Linked DNA regions of Homo sapiens: region 2 is linked to region 1. The links are chromatin contacts, found by Hi-C or POLR2A ChIA-PET in ENCODE. All regions are on one chromosome and are shown on one strand. The core of a region is the stretch at or near the end of the contact, and the rest is flanking DNA. Distances in the headings are between cores, read along the strand shown. Region 1 holds the start of PHF24 (PHD finger protein 24). Region 2 overlaps SPATA31G1 (SPATA31 subfamily G member 1).

Evidence for each region. Hi-C counts contacts between places; a loop is a spot of excess contacts on that map. ChIA-PET counts read pairs that join two places held with the same protein, here RNA polymerase II (POLR2A). Pooled maps may share reads with other maps.
Region 2: a loop to region 1 is called in a pooled map, with 2.4 times the contacts of the local background. The contact joins the enhancer-like site here to the promoter of PHF24 in region 1. A Hi-C loop is called at or near these places in 3 of 50 pooled maps. POLR2A ChIA-PET finds 5 or more read pairs at or near these places in 4 of 52 experiments (H1, K562, T-cell and 1 more).

Annotation. Positions count from the first base shown.
Region 1 is chr9:34,955,369-34,962,131 of GRCh38, reverse strand. PHF24 (PHD finger protein 24) reads right to left here and starts at 3,847. Exons shown (of 8, transcript NM_015297.3): 1 at 3,731-3,847. RefSeq lists a silencer at 3,720-3,799 and an enhancer at 5,149-5,288.
Region 2 is chr9:35,045,795-35,052,845 of GRCh38, reverse strand. SPATA31G1 (SPATA31 subfamily G member 1) reads right to left here. Exons shown (of 2, transcript NM_203299.4): 2 at 6,860-7,051. The coding sequence ends at 6,977. It also overlaps the pseudogene RN7SL338P. Among named protein-coding and RNA genes, the nearest start is that of SPATA31G1, 7.1 kb to the right of the region's middle. Within about 2 kb of position 1,250, at least 2 of the 41 ENCODE cell types and tissues checked have a DNase peak (open chromatin) inside an H3K27ac peak, as active enhancers do.

The sequences.
Region 1 (6,763 bases), core at 2,598-5,097:
AATTGGATTTGCTGAGGCCAGGAAGAGGGACTGCCCTGATAAGTTCCAGCGCTGACCAGTGAGTGCATTGTTTGGCCTTAGGACCCAACAGGAAACTCCTTCGCAACCTAAGAGCTCGTAGGTGGTGACTGTAGTGAATCACTGGGGCTTTCCCTCTGGGAGACTCCTAAGCCTCAAAAAAACAAACATACAAAAAGAGAGAGAGCCAATTAGCCCACACAGCTCTGCTTCAGTGAGAGGACCCCAGTAAGATGAAGCATTTCTCAAAACCAAACAGCCAACATATATCTAAAAGGGCTTCATAAACTGTAACATGCTATCTAAATAAAAGGTTCTGTCATTACTATCATAAGGAAGGCAAAAATGTGGTCAGTTTACACTCAGAGTATATGGGCAAAAGTAATTTTGGCAGGGCACTGGCAGGAGGGCTGAATGTGGCTGCCAGAGGAGGCATAGCACAGCAGCTGAGTTTCAGTGATGCTTGGGAAAAGGCATACTCTATATTGGTTCCTGTGGATATTCTGTAATGCCATAATTTCCCCCTTACTTTTCCTACTCTTTATAGTGAATGATTAGAGAAATGCAGACTGATTCTATGTGAACTCCTCAAGGGCAAGAAACTCTCATATTTATCTAGCATAGTGCCTGGCAAGTAAGTAGCACTTAGTAAATGTAAGTGAGTCTCTGAGGGGATTGCTGGAAGAGTGGGGAGAATGGAGGGGGATGTGCTAATGGAAAAAATAATCATGTCTTCAGCTGGACACTGATGGTCTTGGTTTCTTGGTCCAAAGCTGGCAAGCAATTCCTGTCAGAATTTGGTCATTAAGATTGAGGGGTGGAGTGGATAATGATATTCCCATCAGAAATGAATAAATCAATTTGGGACATGAAGATAGCAGAAGCCAAGCAGCACTGCTGGAGAGAAGCGTGTGGGACTAAAAGATAATAGATTCTGTAGCTAAAGAGAAGGGAAACTATTTGCATGAATGTGATTCACTTAGGAACAGGTGTAGTGGAAAAAATTGCAAGGAGTCGGGGAAATGGGCCTGGGGAGGTCTTACTATCCATGTTGAAGGAAAGGAATGGCAAATGTTAGAAGAAGACAATGTTAGAAGATTGGAGAATATGTGAAAGATCAAAGGTTGAGAAATCCAGACAGTAAAATCCAGACACATTTGGGTAAGCTCAAATGAAACTGGGTGAGCCGTTCTCTCCCCTTTTATTTCCCTTTGGAGAGAGCATTTTTGAGAAGGTTAAGGCCACCTGGTGACATCTTTCGTGCACATTCTGGAATGATTTGATTTGCAGACTCATGCTGTGACTAGGGAGAGTTAGGCTGTATTCTTAGGATTTTTGAAATCTTAATTTTACCCAATGCTGGACATGGGGAAGCTGATATCCAAGGTCCAAGATTAGGGGAGAGCCTGGATCCATTTAGTGATTTTTCCAGGGTCATGAGTGGGTGTGATAATAAGCACCCTCAACAAAAGACCAATTTAGGAATAAAACCTCAATGACAAATCAATGATCTGGAACAAAGATCATATCTTCAGGTTTGGTCCTTCTGACTTTCTTTAAATATATGCCTACCTATTTATTCTGATCTGTTAAGCTGATCAGATGGGTTTGAACTGAAAGGGGGATTATAAACAACTTTACAATGGGGAGGTCCTAACCAACAAAAACCTTTGTCGGGCTTTACTCCACTGAGTTGCGCGCAAGGTAGCATCACTGAGTTAAAAGAAAAAAAATCTAACAACTGGTAAACTATGTTGTTCTGTTTTCCCACTAGCTTGGTCTCTCTCCTCACTATGTAATTCCAGGAGCCAAAGGAAGCCACTTCTGTTCAAGGAGGATTTAACTAGGTTTGACTGTGTGGAAGAAAGCAGGGAAGGGGAGCAGGAAAACCCTTCCAGAATGGCTCTAATGAATATCATTGCTTGGCCCTCTCACCACTCCGTTTTTGGACAAGAAACCAGAATCCATCCTTGGAGCTCAAAGTTGAACTCTTGGGATTCAGCTAGAATGAAAACAACGAGGGGGCGAGATGAGGAGGCAACACTATGTCTGGCGCAGACCCTTTGCGCTCCCCCTAACAGACTCCCAGTGAGCCTTCCTTGGCTCTGCACCTTTCCTGTCCTCCTCCTCCTCATGCAGAGGCACTCTTGGGCAAAAGTGTCCTGAGTGCTATCTGTGGACCATTGTCCACCGGTGCATGTAGTCAGAGGGTCACAAGGACAGTGTGGATCGTGCTTCCTAAAAGTGATCCTGTCTCTCCTTTCTCTCCTTCGAGTATTCGGTAGCAGGTAGGGTGGTCTTGGGACACTCCATCCGCAGAAGGGTCCCCCTAGATCCCCAGAGAAAGCCCTGTCAAAAACCACACCCAGAGGCCTCAATTAGGTCCAGAGCCACCCCAAGGCATCATGACAGTGGGACTGCCAGTGAAGGAAGCCACACCCTGAAATCTGGGGATTCTGTGGAAATCAGTTCCTGCAGCAATCTCATGGCCAGTTAAACTGTCCTCATCCACTTATTTAATCATCACATTTACTGAGCTTGTACCACTGCAAAACCCTATGCTCGGCAGGCACCTTAATGCAACTTATTAACAAATATCTATTCTTTCTTCTGCTGCTCCTTAGTACTTTTTCCCAAATAAAATTTGAAAAACATTTTATGATTATGTTTTTCATCAGCTTTGTGACCTTGGGCAAATTGCTAAACCTCTCTGAGTCTCAATGTTTAAAAGGGGATAATTTCACAAAGCTGTTGTAAGAGTTATATGAGATGTTTAAACATACCTAGTATACTGCCTAGCGTACTGGTGCTCAACAATCCCATACATCCTTTATTCCTTCCTTCAAAGGCCTTTCCCTCCAGGACCTGCCAAAGTCAGTTATTCCACCTGATCTTACTGCTTCCTTCCGCACGGTCAAACCTAGGGGCTCAAATCTCCTATCTTTGCTTTAGAGGCCTCACTGGTCCTCATCCTCGGCTTAGGGCCCTGTGCTCTCGCAGCAGTTTCTGTCTCCACTAAAATGCAGCGTGGAGCAACTGGGCTACCATGGAGAAGAAAAATCCGAATGGGGAAAGAGGAGGAATGGAAAGAGGCTGCAGCCCTAGAAGGCCCCCACCTCTGGGCCACGGTGTGGGGATACAAGTAAGGGCACATGGAACCCTACAGGGATCCCGGTGGAGGCCAAAGTCCTTGGAGCCGTGGGAAGTCACTCATGGATCCCATGGGAGGATCCCCCTCCCCAGTCAGAGGTTGCTTCCCACAGTTCTAGGGCACAGTCTCAGGTCCTCCTTTTCTAGGGAGCCCTCTGGGGGCTCCACCACCTCGAGGTTCCTGCGGCTCCCCTATGTTCCCAGGTGGTCTTCCATTGAGCCAGCTCCAGAGACCACCCTTGTGCCTGCTCCCACAGTGACACAGAAGGGCTCTCTGGGGCCAGTCCCCTCCACGCTGGGGCTCCCTATGGCAGCAAATGCAGACAGCGCCGCGGGAGTCCATTCCCACAGGGGGTCTTTATGGGGGCGGCTCCCCACAGCACCTCAGGGACTCCCCCAAGGCGTAGAGGCAGCAGCTACTTGGGGTTCATCCAATGACACAGGGGGGCCACCTTGGAGGCGGCTCCCACACAAGCACCTCAGAGTCCCGGAGGACTGTCCGCGGCCGCAGACCCGCCCCTCAGGTGACGGCCCGGTCCCCGCCGCCCCCGCCCCCGCTTACCGGGACCGTCCGGGTGCGGGACGCGGCTCCGGGGCGGCGGACTCTACACACCGCGGGCCCCGCGCAGCCCACGGCAGCCCGAGAGCCGGCGTGCTGGGCCGAGCGCCGGCAGCAGGCGGCGCGGGCGGAGCGGCAGGCTGAGGAGGCGGCGGCGGCGGCGGCGGCGGCGGCGGCGCGCGCGGCCGGAGCACACCCACCCGCCCCGGGGGGCTGCGGCGTGTGCACCCGCGCGAGGTGCCCTGGGCCGGCCGGTGGGCGCGCCCCGCCCCGCCCAGTCCTCTTGCGCCTCCAGGAGACGCCCTCGCGGCTCCGCGGGCGGCGGGTGACCGGCGACGGGCGCGCGGGCGTGGGGCGCCGTGGGAATGCGGGAGGACGGCGGACGGCTCCGATGAGCAGACGGCCCAGGTGCCCGTGGGCGCCCCCCACGAGCGCCCGGCACTGCGGCGCGGGGACTGCGCCAGCGGCCGACTGCGGCAAGGACAGTGCCCGCCCGGAGGAGGCGGCCCGGAGGGGGCGCCTTGGGGGCGCTGGGGCCGCTCACCGCTCGCGTTCCGCGCCGGGGGTTGGGTGGGGGGAAGGCGGGGTCCGGGTGGATGCCGCCACCAGCACGTGCCCGGGGTGGGGAGAATGACTCATCCAGCAGGGCCTACCAGCCGTCCCCCGCAGGGCTCCGGGCTCACGACCCCTGGCACTGGGGCACTCACCTTTGCAGTACCCCACTGGCCTCCGGAGGGTCCCAACGAACCTTCACATAATCCTCGGCTGGCCCAGCCTACCCTATGCGCTGTTTTCTGGGATTATTGGTTTTTCATCTCCAGCAGCGAGGCTGTGCTGTCGTGTAACCCACTTTTTGCTGCAGCAACCTCATCCCTCACAATATCCAAACAGCTAGCTTGTCAGAAGGCCAGCAATTCTGAGGGCTATAATGTGCATTACACCAAACTACATGCTTTGAAGAGGGCAAGAAAAAGATAAAATCGTAAGATAGCCAGCAACTAATTATAAGGAAAAATTGAAGATATGCAAATGATATGTCGAGAGCCCTTTAATTTATATTAATTGCACTTACATTTTTAAAATACCTTTATTTTCTTGTGCATTCAATTTATTTACCTCAAATATAATGCATGTCATTTTTTTGAGCGTCTAGTATTTGTTACATACTGTGCTAGGTACCCTGGTGCGATATAAAAAAGAAATTTTGCCCTTAACATGGAATTTACCAATAGAGGATATAAGGCAAGTATGGTATATTTCTATCACTTTAAAACACGAAGTGCCAGGTACTATTCTAAATGGTTTAAATATGTTGTCATTAATTTTCACACCATCCCTTTGAGGGAGTCTACTGTTAGTTTCGACATTTTGCCAGTGATGAAACTGAGGCAAAGAGAGGTTAAACAACTCGCCCAAGGTCACATGGCTAATATGTGATGGAGGTGAGACTGAAATTCAGGTATTCTGATTTCATACCGCAAGCTCCTATTTCTCAGTCCTGCCACTGAGAAAGGAGAGGCTATAAACCATTAATATATGGAGTTCTAAAATTAGTACTTATTAGTTCTAAAATTAGTGCTTATTTCTCAAGAGACACTATGGTTATTTTGCTTGTTGTGAAACTAGCACTAAAAAGCAGACTGAGCCTTCCATATAGTCTGGGGGTCCCCCCCTAACTTTCTTTAGAATTACATCATACCGACAGTTTCACAGATAGACTTCTCTGAACTGTTTTTAGTAAGTGTTTTATTTCTAGGCTGTCTGATGGGCTTATATGGAAAAGGAGGTTGTAACATCATCATATAAATCTCTGTCGGTTAATTCCTTCCTTCATTCAAAAAAATTTATATTGTGGCCAGGCGTGGTGGCTCACGCCTGTAATTCCAGCACTTTGGGAGGCCGAGGCAGGTGAGTCACCTGAGGTCGAGACCAGCCTGGCCAACATAGTGAAACCCCACCTCTACTAAAAACACAACAATTAGCCAGGTGCAGTGGCACGCGCCTGTGGTCCCAGCTACTCGGGAGGCTGAGGCAGGAGAATCTCTTGAATCCAGGAGGCAGAGGTTGCAGTGAGCCAAGATCGCACCACTGCATTCCAGCCTGGGTGACAGAGCGAAACTCCGTCACACACACACACAAAAGTACATTGTGTATCTGTACAATGCCAGGCATTGTGCTGAGAACTAGAAAGGGTGCAAATAAGAGTAAGACACAGTACTTTCCCTCAAAGAACTATAATCTCATAGAGGACAAGCATTGACAGAGAACCATAATCATAATACAAAAGAGAAAATCAGTGTGCGCAATAGAGGAATGAAATACAATGGAAGTTCCAAGGTGGGAGAGACAGATTACTTTATGAAGGGAGGTACTTGGGTTAAGGAATGCATAATGACCATTTAAATTATTGTTGGTATTAAAACATTAAAAGTCATATCAAAATTTATCAATTTCATTTTTTAATTACATGCAGTTTTTCTCATGTTGAGGAGAGACAGCTTTTACTACGTTATTGTTCAGAGAATGGAGAGGTTAGAAAGTGCAAACTTTTTGGAGGTAGTTTATGCAAGTGGAGGACACAGAATTATGCACAAGATAAGATTTTCAAGGTCAAAGGAATAGCAAAAGAAAAAGCAAGGTGGGATTGAATAAGGTTGGTCTGGGGGCAGCTGGGACTCTGACAAGGTGAAAGGGTTGCTAGAGAGCAGCCTGTACCACTCTTTTTTTTGAGACAGAGTCTCATTCTGTTGCCCAGGCTGGAGTGCAGTGGCTTGATCTCGGCTCACTGCAACCTCCGCCTCCCAGGTTCAAGCGATTCTCCTGCTTCAGCCTCCCGAATAGCTAGGATTACAGGCATGTGCCACCACACCTGGCTAATTTTTGGATTTTTGGTAGAGACGGGGTTTCGCCATGTTGGCCAGGCTGGTCTTGAACTCCTGATCTCAGGTGATCTCCCTGCCTCGACTTCCCAAAGTGCTGGGATTACAGGTGAGCCACTTGCGGCTGGCCCTAGCCTGTACCAACCACTCTTAACTG
Region 2 (7,051 bases), core at 1-2,500, 93 kb before region 1:
GTACTCCATCTCAGCTCAGTGCAACTTCTGCCTCCCGGGCTCAAGTGATTCTCCTGCTTCAAGCCTCCCAAGTAGCTGGGATTGCAGGCATGCACCACCACACCTCTGGCTAATTTTTGTATTTTTAGTAGAGATGGGGTTTCACCCATGTTGGCCAGGCTGGTCTCAAACTCCTGACCTCAGATGATCCACCCACCTCAGCCTCCCAAAGTGCTGGGATTTCAGGCATGAGCTGCTGCACCAGGCCTCGAGTTGATTTTTGTATAAGGTAAGAGATGAGGATCCAGTTTCATTCTTCTACATGTGAGTTGCCAGTTATACCTGTATAGCTGTGAACAAGGTGATAGCTCTTTTGGGGCCTCAAGTTTCTTAGTCTGACAAAATGATTGAAAAATGCTTTCTAAACTGTGGAAGCCTGCATACTTAAACCAAGAGGCAAATTGTATAGGCAGTCCATCTTTCCCCTCACATTATACCTAGAAAGAAACTGGAATGTGATCTTACCGTAGCTGATCACTTTATATAGGGTAAACACTGCGATTAGAGGTTGGGTTTCAGACCAAGAATGTGGTATCAAATAGAGGACCAGCAGTATGCCATAGAGGCAAAAACAAAGATGGAACAACATATCTAATGTCTTAAACTATGTTTATATTTGGCCAGGCGCGGTGGCTCACGTCTGTAATCCCAGCACTTTGGGAGGCTGAGGCGGGTGGATCACGAGGTCAGAAGATCGAGACCATCCTGGCTAACACAGTGAAACCCCGTCTACACTAAAAATACAAAAAATTAGCTGGGTGGTGGCAGGCACCTGTAGTCCCAGCTACTCGGGAGGCTGAGGCAGGAGAATGGCATGAACCCGGGAGGCGGAGCTTGCAGTGAGCCTGGGCGACAGATGGAGACTCCGTCTCAAAAAAAAAAAAAAAAATCGATCTATCTATATATATCTAGATAGATCGATCTAAGGTACTGATCCTACAAATTCCCCTGAAAGTTCAGTGGACACAATGCCCGTGAAGGATGCAGGTCTTCCATTTCAGCTGAACTGTGGCAAGTGTCAAATGGTTTGCTAACCCTTGCTCAGCCCCACAACCCACTAGGAGCTTTAAAATACTTAATATAGGATTTGGATTTTTTTTTTTATAAAGCTACTCAGATAAGTGTGAACTCACGTTCCCATGTAAAATGGAAATTCAGAATTGCATTGTCTTTGGAGACCATAGTAGTGGGAGAGGGAAAAGTACCTTTAGTTCCACCCTTGGCCAGCAGGTGGTGAGTTTTGGACTCAGACCCTGTTGACAGGTTTGAGCTAAATAAAGCTTTGGAACAGAACAGTGACACTAGTGAGAGGAATCAAGGAAGCAGCATGTACCTTCTGACTGGCTGATTCTCAACCAAATATACAGAGTAGAGGGAATATGATAGAGTGGAAAGAGCACTGGATTGAGAATTTGAGCTTGACCTCAGAGAACCTCATGTTAAAGCCTTACTATCAGGAAACAGAAGCTATCAACAAGGCACACAGTGTTAATGGGGCTGCAAGGAAGGCAATGCCATGTAAAATACGGTTTCTAGGCCTTAAAGGAAGGTGGGAAACTTGATGTGGAGAAGTGGAGGAGAACAGTTTGAGGCACAGGTCAGAAAGTACAGCACTTGCTCATAAAGCTTAAAGTTAGACTAGCAACAAGAGTCCTGGGGTAAATTTGGAGAGATCAGGAACCATGTTGTGAAGACCCTCAAATGCCAGGACTGAACTTTCTTACAGGTGTGGGTCATCTGGAGGATTCAGGCAAGAAAGTGACATAGGCTTCAGCGTTAAATAATTCAATTTATTTCTTGTGGCAAAAAAAAAAAAATCCAAATAATTCATCCAACGGTTTCCAAGTGTACAGTACAATATTGTCAATCACATGTACGTGGTTATGCGTAGACACTTTACATTAAATAACCTTTTATTTTTATAGAAGCAGTAATGTGCATTGTAGAAATTTAGAAAAATAGGCCAGGGCGTGGTGGCTCACACTGGTAATCCCAGCATTTTGGGAGGCCAAGGCAAGCAGATCGCTTTAGCTTGGGAGTTTGAGACCAGACTGGGCAACTTGGTAAGACCTCATCTCTACAAAAAATACAAAAATTAGCTGGGTATGGTTGTGTGTGCTGGTAGTCCTAGCTACTTGGGAGGCTGAGGTAGGAAGATCACTTGAGCTCAGGAGGTAGAGGCCACAGTGAACAGTGATCTTACCACTGCACTTCAGCCTGGGTGACAGAATGAGACCCTGTCTAAGAAAGAAATTGGTAAAAATATAAGCAAAATTAAAAAAATATTTCCAATAACCAGAGGTCATCACTGTTTTAATAACTTTAGTGCATATGTTTCTGGATCTTTTTTGTGTATGTGTACGTGTCTATACATGTGGTATTTTTAAACCCAAATTGAGATCATACTGCATTATAACTTTTTCGTTTTGGTCAGTATCTTTTTTTTTTTTTTTTTTGAGATGGAGTCTTGCTGTGTTGCCCAGGCTAGAGTCCAGTGGTGAGATCTCGGCTCACTGCAAGCTCCACCTCTTGGGTTCACGCCATTCTCCTGCCTCAGCCTCCCTAGTAGCTGGGACTACAGGCACCCACCACCAAGCCCGGCTAATTTTTTTGTATTTTTGGTAGAGACAGGGTTTCACCATGTTAGCCAGGATGGTCTCGATCTGCTGACCTCGTGATCCACCACCGCCTCGGCCTCCCAAAGTGCTGGGATTACAGATGTGAGCCACCGTGCCCGGCCTTGGTCAGTATCTTTACCTTTCCCTTTATGTAAATGTTCTTGGTTGAGCGTGGTGATGGTGGCTCATGCCTATAATCCCAGCACTTTGAGAGGTCGAGACAGGAGGATTGGTTGAGGCCGGGAGTTTGAGACCAGTCTGGGCAACAAGAGTGAGTCCTCATTTCTACAAAAAATAAAAAAAAAAGTTTGCTGGGCATGGTGGTACACAGCTGTAGTCCTAGCTACTCAGGAGGCTGAGGCAGGAGGATCACTTAAGCCCAGGAGTTAGAGGCTGCAGTGAGCTGTGATTACACCACTGCACCCTAGCCTGGGTGACAGAGCATGACCCTGTCCCTAAAAGCAAAATTCTAGAGGTCAAGAACCAAACTAGATACCCATACCATATTCGGAGTTTCCCCCAAGCGACCCAAATATCATTCACAGCTATTTGGACCAAACCAATATCTAACCTAGGTCCACAAGTTGGCATCTGTTAGATTCCTTTATTCAAACTTTGAAAAATAAGAGACAGGGTTTCGTTCTGTTGCTCAGGCTAAGAGTGTAGTGGCTATTTACGGGTGCTATATCGCTACTGATCTGTGCAGGAATTTTATCTGCTGTGTTTCCCACCTGGGCCAGTTCACCCCTTCTTAGGCACTGGTGGTCCCCCACTTCTGGAAGGTCACCATTATTGATGCCAAACTTAGCATCATTCGGTTCCCAATCGTCATGGCACACTACATCCTGGGCTCAAGGGATTCTCCTGCCTCAGCCTCCCAAGTAGCTGGGCTTATAAGTATGTACCACCACCCCTAGCCTTTTACTCAAACTTTTATGACACTTGTTGAAGAGATCGGGGCAGTTGATCTCCAGAGAATTGTAGCCATGTGCAGGATGGATTAGAAGGAATAGAGCAACCAATTTAGTGAGAAATAATGACTAAGACAATAGTGATGGTGGAAATGGAGAGGGGAAGATGGATTTGAAATACATTTCATAGGTATAATTGACAAGTTTTGTTTTGTTTTGTTTTGTTTTTTTGAGATGGAGTCTTGCTCTATTGCCCAGGCTGGAGTGCAGTGGCATGATCTCAGCTCACTGCAACCTCCGCCTCCTGGTTCAAACAATTCTTCTGCCTCAGCCTCCCAAGTAGCTGGGATTACAGGTGCACACCACCACACCCGGCTAATTTTTGTGTTTTTAGTAGAGATGGGGTACCACCCAGGCTGGTATCGATCTCCTGACCTCAAATGATCCTCCTACCTCGGCCTGCCAAAGTGCTGGGATTACACGCATGAGCCACTGAGCCTGGCTGACAAGATTTGGTGATGGCTTAGATCAGGGAGGAAGGAAGAGTCAAAGCTTAAGTATTTAGGTGGATGTCATGCATTTTGATAGGAATGGGCGTGTTGGAGGAAAAAGTTAAAGGGAAAATACGTTTTTGGACAAGTCAAATATGAGATAATGTCTGGTATGCTGTTGAATATGGGGACCTGAAGCCTAGAGATGCTTAGAAATGACTCATGTTTTTACAATACACCATATTTAATGGAATGGGCTCAAGACATTCTATTTTTAAAAAATGGTATTGGTAAATTGGACATGATTTTGGGGAAGGTTAGATTATCACCTCATACCATAAAAATCGGTAATCTAAAACATAAATATGCAAAATTATCAAAGTGCCAGGAGAAAATGTTTTAGAAGTCATGAAGTAAAGTGTTGGTAGATTTAACTACATAAAAAAATTTTTCTTTGATACAATAGAAGTCACCATAAAATTAGCCAATAAGATACAAATTGGAAGAAAATATTTGGAACATACATAATAGTTTGGGTCACTATCTCTGTAGGCAGGATCATGGCCCTCAAGATGCCCACGTCGTAATCCTTGGAACCTATGTATATATTATTTCACATGGAAAAAGGGGCATTAAGGTTCCAGGTGGAATTAAGGTTGCTAATCAACTGACTTCATTTATTTATTTAGAGACAGGGTCTTGCTCTGTCGTCAAGGCTGGAGTGCAGTGACATGATCTTGGCAACCTCCGCCTCCTGGGTTCAAGCGATTCTCCTGCCTCAACCTCCGGAGTAGCTGGGATTACAGGCACACATACCATGCCAGGCTAATTTTTGTATTTTTAGTAGAGATGGGGTTTTGCCATATTGGCCAGACTGGTCTTGAACTCCTGGCCGCAAACGATCCAGCTGCCCTGGCCTCCTGAAATGCTGGGACTGTTAAGGCATGAGCCACTGCTGCGCCTGGCTATCAACTGACTTTAAATTGGAAGGGTGTCCTGGATTATTCAGCTTTGTCCAGTGTAATCATAAGGGTCCTTAAAAGTGGAAGAGGTAGGGTCGGGCGCAGTGGTTCATGTCTGTAATCCCAGCACTTTTTGGGAGGCCGAGGCGGGTGGATCACTTGAGGTCAGGAGTTTGAGACCAGCCTGACCAACATGGAGAAACTCCATCTCTATTAAAAATACAAAATTAGCCAGGCGTGGTGGCGCATGCCTGTAATCCAAGCTACTCAGGAGGCTGAGGCAGGAGAATCACTTGAACACAGGAGGCAGAGGTTGCAGTGAGCCGAGATTGTGCCATTGCACTCCAGCGTGGGTGATAAGAGTGAAACTCTGTCTCAAAAAAAAAAAAAAAAAAAATGGCTCACGCCTGTAATCCCAGCACTTTGGGAGGCCAAGGCGGGCGGATCACGAGGTTAGGAGTTCGAGACCATCCTGGCTAACATGGTGAAACCCTGTCTCTACTAAAAATACAAAAAAATTAGCCCGGCGTAGGTGGTGCACACCTGTAGTCCCAGCTACTCGGGAGGCTGAGGCAGGAGAACGGCATAAAACCTGGGAGGCGGAGCTTGCAGTGAGCCGAGTTCGTGCCACTGCACTCCAGCCTGGGAGACAGAGCGAGACTCCATCTCAAAAAAAAAAAAAAAAAAAAAAGTGGAAGAGGGAGGCAGAAGAGGTCAGAGTGATACAATGTGAGAAGAACTTGACTTGCCTTTGCTAGCTTTAAAGATAGAAGAAGGGGGTCAGTAACCAAGGAATGTGGGCAGCCTCTAGAAACTGGGAAAGGCAAGGAGTGAATCCTACCCAGAGCCTAGAGAAAAGGATGTAGGCCTGCCAACCCCTTGATTTTAGCCCTGTGAGACATGTGTCAGACTTTTTTTGCGGGGAGGAGACAGGGTCTCTTTTGCCCAGGCTGGCATGTAGTGGTGCAGTGGCTCACTGTAGCCTTGACCTCTCTGGTTCAGGTGATCCTCCCACCTCACCTTGCCCAGTAGCTGGGACTATAGGCATGCACCACCATGCCCAGCTAATTTTTGTGGTTTTTTTGTTTTTTTTTTTTTGTAGAGACAGGGTTTTGTCATGTTGCCCAGGCTGGTCTCAAACTTCTGGGCTCATGCTATCAGCCCATCTCAGCCTCCCAAAGTGTTGGGATTACAGATGTGAGCCACTGCACCCAGGCTCCGTGTCAGACTTCTGACAAAATAAATTTGTTTTGTGGTAATTTGTTACAGCAGCAGTAGAAAACTGTAATACATTGACTAATACAATGTCCAACAAATAGTGCATTAGAAAATGGGTAGAGGATATGACCCGGTGATTATAGAAATCCAGACGGTTACTAGACGTATTAAAAGACACTTGTTTTCATGGCCTTGGAGATGGATGAGCTGACCCAGGGAGAGAAAAGAGCAGAGGGCTGAGAAGAAATGGTCAGAAAGATACGTGGAGAACTTACAGGTCAAGTGGATGAAGAAGAGAACAATACCCAGGACAAAGCACAGTTGCCTAGACTCAGATGACCTGTGCTCGTGTGAATGGATGTAGTTTTTTGTTCACATGCTGTGAAGTCGTTCCCTCTCAAGGGCGGCTTTGGGCTATGCTGACCTGGCCCTGTAGCCTCACCCTATAGAGTAGGGATGTGTGGACTCCAGATGTGATCATCTGTGAAGATCCACAAAAGAGTTAAGCCTGCAGAATCCTGAGTGCTCTACTGGGACTTGAAACTGAGGGGCTATGGCTGTAGCAGAATTGGGAATTGACATTTTCAGTACCCTAGATTCCAAAGAAGACATGAATGGGATTTATCTAATTCAGCTAGTTTATTAGAATTTCCATTTCTTGTCTCCACATCCCCACCTTCCCCCTGGTTTGGCTTCAGGTCTTGGCATACCAAGTGCTAGTATTACCAGCCTTTTCTCTACTGACTAGATTTGGTGGGTAGGGGTCGATGGTTATCCAGGCATTTGGCTAACACCTTTTGCAAACCCCTGGT